Regions from separate parts of the Homo sapiens genome. Here region 1 is linked to region 2. A link is a contact called in ENCODE Hi-C or POLR2A ChIA-PET data. All regions are on one chromosome and are shown on one strand. The core of a region is the stretch at or near the end of the contact, and the rest is flanking DNA. Distances in the headings are between cores, read along the strand shown.

Region 1 (3,348 bases), core at 723-3,222, 420 kb before region 2:
AACAACAGCAAAGTCTGTCATTTCTTACCAACAAAAGGAAAGTAATCAATTTGACTTTCAGTTAATTAATCACAATTTCAAAAAAAAAAACAAAAGGACAGACTCAACGTATTTTCCCTACACCCAAATTAATTACATCTATTCTACAGCTACTTCTGAGACTCTCCTACATACTCTTCCATGTGTGGGGATACAGGAGTGAACAAAACATTGTATGTGATTCCTAAGGTCAAGAACTCAACGTTTTTTCAATGCCACAATCAAATTCTGTCTCATTTAAATAAAACTGTAAAGAATGCCAATGTCTATTCATTCCTTGCTAATAATATACCAACTGTTTATTAAATTCCATCATATATAAAAAAGCGATTAAGCAAAGAAAGTCACTGCAATCGTCTTTACAGCATACGATTAACTTCAAAAGGAGTGTTTTACATGTTGCTGTATTTGAAGGAAAGTATTATTAATCTCTGGAAGATAAAGCACACTGGGGAAAGCAAAGAAATTCTGAAAATAAAAAACTGCAATCCTGAATATTAGTCTCCTTTCTCAAATCCAGTGATGCTGTTTTGGCAAATGGATCAAGCCATTATTTATCCAGCAACATGAACGGGGTAATTGTTCCTTCTTAGCTCCATCAGTCATATAAAAGAGTATTTAGTGTTCTAAAAAAAAAAAAAAAAAAAGAAGTATGCTCCTTAAACAATAGATTACAATGTCTATGTCAAAGTACTCGTTTATCAAATAAACCCTTATTATCTTAGACTTTTATATTTACATCCTGCCAGTCTTAGTGCCACAAGAATGCCATCGAGTTCCTCAGCAACGTGTCTTCCACCAAAATCTCAAATGTATTTTAAAATATATTTTTATGAAGTTGACTTTTAACACATTTCCAACCTAGTAACTACTCTTTAAGGAAAAAAAAAAACCACCAAATATTGGGAATGTCTGAAGAAACATGACATCTGTCTAGGAAGTGATGTAGTCTGTTTAAACTGAAAAAAAAAAAAAAACAAAAATGCACTGCCCCCTTTCAAAGTTAGTCCGGGAATTGAGTTTAGAATCCTTTAAAGGAAAAGAGGGATATCATGTACTGAACTTGTCTGGTGGGGTCTGAGACACTAAAACTGAGCGGCCTCAAGGGCCCGAGAAAGTTACAGGGCTCCGAGAGCTGCAACAGCAGCAGGTAGAGCTGCGGCCGGGAACCGCGGCCCTGGCCTGGCGGGTGCGAGCGGCGGGAGCGACTGGCGCCCCAAAGCCTGTCATGCAACATCCCCTTTGCCACTGGGGCGGAACGCACGCTCTCTAGTAATTTAACACCCCTCCTTTCAAACTGGAGGCCGGGGAACAAGTTCTAATAAATGTAAAATCGAATTCTACCTACGCTGAATATCTGGATTTTCAAACAACCCTTGGGACCATGCCAGCCCGGGCCCGGGGCCCAGTCCAGGCAGCGGGAGCCCACCGTCCCCAGGGCGCTGGGGGTCCGACACCGGCGCTGAAGGCAGACTCCGCGCCCCGAGGAAAGGAGAATCCCGCGGCGGCGAAGGTCGACTTTGGCCCGGCCAGGCACGTTCGGGCCGCGGCTCAGCCACGACTCGGGCAGGGCCTCGCGGCCCCTACCAGCCCCGGGAGGAGCCTGGCCGGCCGGGCCGTTACCACAGTGGCGCCTCGGCCAGCTGGGCGCGAGCGGAGGCGCGCCAAGCCCTGGCGGCGGCGCCACGGCCGGGCAGCACGGGCCCCGCAACTTCGCGCCGCCACCTTAGCGTCTCCGGAGGAACCGGGAGCGGGGAGTGGGGGAAGGGAGGGCGCCGCGCCTTACCCGGAGAGCGGGCGGCTTCTGCCCGCCGGCGTGTGGCTGGGGCGCTGCGCGGCGGCGCGGCTGCGACAGGGAGGGAGAAGCGGTGGTGCGAGCGCTGGCCCGCGGGAGACGAGAGGCGCCGCCGCCACCGCAGACAGCTCCGCAATATGGCCGCTCGGCGCCTCCGCGGGAAAAGGCGGGGCTGCCCGGCGCCCCCCCGCCTCCCCCTGCCGGCCGGCCGTCCTCGCGCCGCGGACTGAGCGCCAACGCCGCCGCTGGGGGCCGCCCCCGCCCCGCCCCTCCCGCAGGCTCGCAGCCGCAGGCCTGGCTCCGGGCGTGGCCGGGGGTCGCGGTCTGGGGCCGGCCAACGCGAGGTGGGTGGCTGCGGGCTCGGGAGCGCCCAGGGAAATAGGGCGAATGCGCCGGAGGGTCGAGCCCTTCCAGAGAGCGCTGGGCTCCAGCTAAACCTGCGGTCGAGGGAAGCGGAGCCGCCCAGCCCAAAGCTCGGAGTGTGCCCGCCGCCTCCCCAACGAGTGGAAACTTGAAACTCCCGCTGGTGCCAGCAAACTCACTGAGGGCGTTGCCGTCGCCCCCAGAGGAGGAATTCTTCCCAGAGGGAGCCGGGGACCAAATGAAGCGTGAGACTTGGCTGTTAGGTTTGAAGATCCTGGACTGGGAAGGAGAAAAGGGCCTACCTGAGCGGAATTTAGATTTGCAACAAAGAACGTTTACATTATTTTGGCAGGTTTTAGCCAACTAGAAAAACTTAATTTTTCAGCGACAATTTTCAAACTTCACCAAAACCTCAATGGATAAGACCCCAAATCAGGAGTGCAAATTTTAATCCAAGCAAGGATGTGTGATAATTTTTTATTACCAACGACATGCTTTGGCAGTTGGAAGGAGTTGGTTAGCAAGAAAAAGTTGGAAGTAGGGCCCCAAAGAGCCGCCAAACCTACATAATTCTAGATTTAGAGAAAGTTAGGCATTCGATCTTAAGACTAAGTCTAGCCCACTCACTTTAGTTAGTGGCTGGGATGAGACAGGAAGCTCCTGACTTCTGGATCAGTCTTCTGTCATCTAATCCATGCTGAGTCCCCTCAGTATTGTCTGCTGGGATGATTCAGGGAGCAAAACTTGCTATGAGTATACAAACAGCAAGCGCACAAAATCAGATTCGCCTGGCTTGCCCTGTTTGCAATACTTTTTTTAGCTTATCTTTTGTGAACAAACTTTAGATTCAAATAACAAAACGCCTGAGTATACTTACTTTTATAGGACAAATAACTCCTATACTTCCTGCCTTAGCATTTACCTTAGGTGAGACAGTAGCTTTTCCAGGAAATATCTGCAAATCACTTTCACTAGCCTGCCTCTTCAGTGAGTTTCCACTATTGCCCTTTGAGACCTCTCCGAACAATTAAAAGCCCCCAAGAGACTCAAGGGTTAAACTCAAGGGCCTTTAGATAGCAAATTCCTCAAGGATGGGAACCAGGTGTGTGACTTGCGACCAAATAGGTTCTTGTGGTTCTTAGGGACCACCA
Region 2 (3,541 bases), core at 864-3,363:
ATGTGGGAAAAGAGCGAAGCAACCCTTCATTTATTGGACAAGTATTACTTGATAAATGATAATAAAGCTCCTCTTTAATGCTTCCTCCCTTTGGCAGTGTTATACCCTTAGTAAAAAAAAAAGAAAAAAAGAAAAAACTGTTCAGAAAAATAAATCTTTGATTTTCTTCCAATTCCTTACGTTTACAAAAATAAAATGCTTTAAGTTTTAAAATTTATGTCAGTAAATGTAGGGCTAGCCTGATAAATTCACGTTTTATTTGGGAAGACTTGACTACACACACACACACTCCCTCCATCTCCGAAGGGGAAAAGCGACAAGGACAAACCGCAGCCTCAATACATCAAAGGCTGAGCTGGCACTACAGCCCATACATCATCAAGTTCACGGACACCCCTAGATGGCTCCGTGACACGGTCAAGGTCCTTGGGAACTCCCACACATTTCTATACTCGGCACACCGATCACCTCTCTTCAACTGACCTCTAGCCAACCTAAGATCCTGGTGGGAAGATTTATGAAAGGCAGTAAAATCAAGACAAGCAGGGAACCTGCGTAACCCCTTTAAGTCTCTAATGAAACAAATGCAATCCCTTAAGATATTTCTTAAGGAAAAGCTAGAAGATGCCTCTAATCGCAACTTGTTTCCAGAAAAGCTGGAAGGGCACCACTAAGACAAGGCAAAAAAAAAAAAAAAGGCAAAATATCGGAAAGTCTTATGCTGGAAGCGGGGGTGGGGAGGCGGGGGACAGGCAGACAGGGCTAGAAACACCCAAATCAATTCCTCAGGGAGCGAAACGGCAGAGGCCGGCAGCCCGCGGCCCACGTGCACTTGCTCAGGGAACCGTTCCAGCGAAACCTGACCCGGATCGGAATCCTCCCGCAGCACAGCGGCCGTGTTTATCGGAATGGAACGCTACAAGTTGTCACCTGCATCCCTCTCCCAGCTTTGACAGGGAACACGCGCTGCCCCCACGCCCACACCGACACCCGGATCCCTATCCAGCCCGGCCAGAGTCCCAGGGGCCAGGGACCAGTGCAGGGAGAAGGTCCCCCACCTCAGCCCTCAGGACCCCCAACCACAGCCCACCCGCCCCCACCCTGCTCGGTTCTAGGCCCAGCCGAACCTACATGTCCCCGTAGTGTCGAGCGTTATCATCCACAGTCGCCCCTCAAACTGTGACCCCCACCTGGGAGACCCGGAATCATCCAGGACCCTGGTGTGGGGGGCAGTACTCCCCATATCTGCCCCCCGAAAACTGCTATGGAGCAGCCGCGCCTCGGCGGGCAGGTGAGGGGGCCGAGCCCACCAGCGCCGCAGCCCCGCTGCCTACCTTCTTCAGCGCCGGCTGCCGCTCCCGGGCAGACATCGCCGGCCCTGACTTTGGGGCTGACACCGCCAAAGGGCAGTCAGTGCTCGCCCAGGCCACTTCGGGAGGCCCAGGGGCACGGCGAGGGGTCGGGGAAAGGCGATCGCCCACTACAGCCCGCGCGCCTAGACTGAGGGAGGAGCCGGGCTGCAGAACCGGCGGCGGATGGAGACGGGAGGGAGGCTGCGAGGTCGCTCGAGGAGAGACTAAGGCTCTAGAAACGGAGAAGCGGGCGCTCTGCGGGAGGCGGCGGCGCTGCCGCTGGCCGTCAAGGGCGGGAAGTGTTCTGGGACTCTCATTAGGGGCCGCGAGCCTCGAGCGTCAAATTCCCGCGGCGTCCGCCTAGCGCGCTGCTGTGGCGGGCGCGGAGGGCGCGCGCCGGCAGTGGGGGCTGCGGCGGCGGAGGGCACGGGCCCCCGCTCAGCGTCCTCACCTTCTTGGTGCAGCTGCCTCCCGCGAGCCGAGACACTCCTGTCAGGGAAGAGGAGCGCCCCGGCTGTCCCCCTAGAGTCTCCTGCTGGGGGGACATCGCTTCCATGAAGAAAATCTTCAAACAAATCCCAGCCCAGGAGGAGGCTACACGATCATGTCCGCGGGCTGCCGGCCGGAGGGGCGAGGACGCGCGGGCGGAGGCGCGGCTGCCGTGCTCAGGCAGGGAGCCGAGCTCCGGGTGCTCGCCGCGCGCCTCCCGTCGGGGCCATGTACCTCCGCCTGCGCTCGACACCGCGGGCTGGAGGCGAGTGCAGCGGCGACAGCCCGTCAGCGCCGCGGCCCGCCCCGCCTCGGGCCCGCCCCCTCCGCTCCGGGCGCCCTGCGCCGGGGCCCGCCCCCGCAGCCCTCCTCAGCCCTCCTCCAGCCTGGGCCCTCCTAGCCTCGTCCCAGCCTGCGGCGCGCCTGGCGGGCGTCTCTCTATATATGTTAGCACACCGGCCACCGGCTGACCTTTTCGGTCTGTGACTCCGCGTGGGTGCAGCCCGCAGGAGCTCATCGGCCTGTGTCACGCACGGGGGCCTCTAGTGCACGGACACGCGCCTCTCCCGCCACCTGCCCACTCCCACCAGACCCCATCCCTTCCCGCGCCGTGCCCGCGGCGGAAGGCGCCCCTGCAGCGCGTGCATCCGCGGAGCGGTGGCGACCTCAGCCTGAGCAGAGGAGTTGCAGTGATTCCTGCCTCGCTTTCAGCGGACTGCGGAGGGAATCCCCCACCCCACCCCACTGGGGATAGGGTGGCACGTCGCAGAGTGTCGCAGCTGTACAAATTTGGAAGCCCACAGCATCGCCTGACCTCTTGTGCAATCCCGAACGCTAGCCTGTTCGGGTAACCCTGAGTGGGCTTCTGCAGCCGGTCATGTCAGCGGCCCCTGCACATTTGCACCCGCGGTTTCCGCTGTCTGCAGGCTGCAGAGACGGGGGCATTCCAAACGTGAAAGAGCAATGAAGGAAAATGCAGACAGAGCGAGGACGCCGAAATTTGGCTAAGCTATTGAGAAGGCTACAATATGTGGAAGTGTTTATCAGATATCTGCGCCGAGAGCATAACTTCCTGTCAGCCCAAATAGAGGCAAAAATATTTTAAAGGCCAAAGAATAATCAGAGGGAGAGGATTTGGAGCTGACCCGCGTTGAGCTGAGTGTTGCTGCACTTTGCGGGGCTGGTTGACTGGTACGGATGATTCGGTAGATGGCATTCTTCCCTTGGAGTCAGGACTAGAGAAGCAGTGGCGGATTAGTGAGGAAGGACACCACGCTATGATATTAGGTTGTGGAAGGGGTTTGGTTTGCTTTTGTGGTAAGAAGAAAAAAATCGAGGTTCCTGCCAGGTTAGGCTGTTATTAGGACAGGTTGTAGAAGAATAGGGCTCTGGCCGGCTCTGTTCCAAGGAAGGGATGCTGTCCAACACACACTCGCGCGCGCACACATCACCACCATGCCCAGGAATGGTTTATTGTGGAAATAATAGGGGGAAAATGTTCCAGCCCGTTTTAAGCCTTGTCCACCTCACACTGTTTAAAGTAGGCTTACATAGGCTTTATAAATCACACACACGTATAAATCACACACACGTATAAATCACATGTATGATTTGTAAATCATCTATTATTGTGTTTATGTATGTGTGCATATACACACACAGTTTTTCATGGCTACTCTCTTTTTGCAGCTGAGACCCAT

What was found. Hi-C counts contacts between places; a loop is a spot of excess contacts on that map. ChIA-PET counts read pairs that join two places held with the same protein, here RNA polymerase II (POLR2A). Pooled maps may share reads with other maps.
Region 1: a map of ascending aorta shows a loop between it and region 2 (2.9-fold over the local background). The contact joins the promoter of RDX here to the promoter of ARHGAP20 in region 2. A Hi-C loop is called at or near these places in 1 of 168 maps with a recorded cell type or tissue (ascending aorta) and 10 of 50 pooled maps. POLR2A ChIA-PET finds 5 or more read pairs at or near these places in 1 of 52 experiments (activated CD4-positive, alpha-beta T cell).

Annotation. Positions count from the first base shown.
Region 1 is chr11:110,294,642-110,297,989 of GRCh38, forward strand. RDX (radixin) reads right to left here and starts at 1,973. Exons shown (of 14, transcript NM_002906.4): 1 at 1,826-1,973. RefSeq lists an enhancer at 1,070-1,942 and silencers at 1,156-1,215, 1,346-1,445, 1,456-1,505, 1,556-2,355.
Region 2 is chr11:110,710,324-110,713,864 of GRCh38, forward strand. ARHGAP20 (Rho GTPase activating protein 20) reads right to left here and starts at 2,114. Exons shown (of 15, transcript NM_001384657.1): 1 at 1,804-2,114. The coding sequence starts at 1,908. RefSeq lists enhancers at 333-978, 1,961-2,462 and silencers at 1,986-2,045, 2,066-2,225.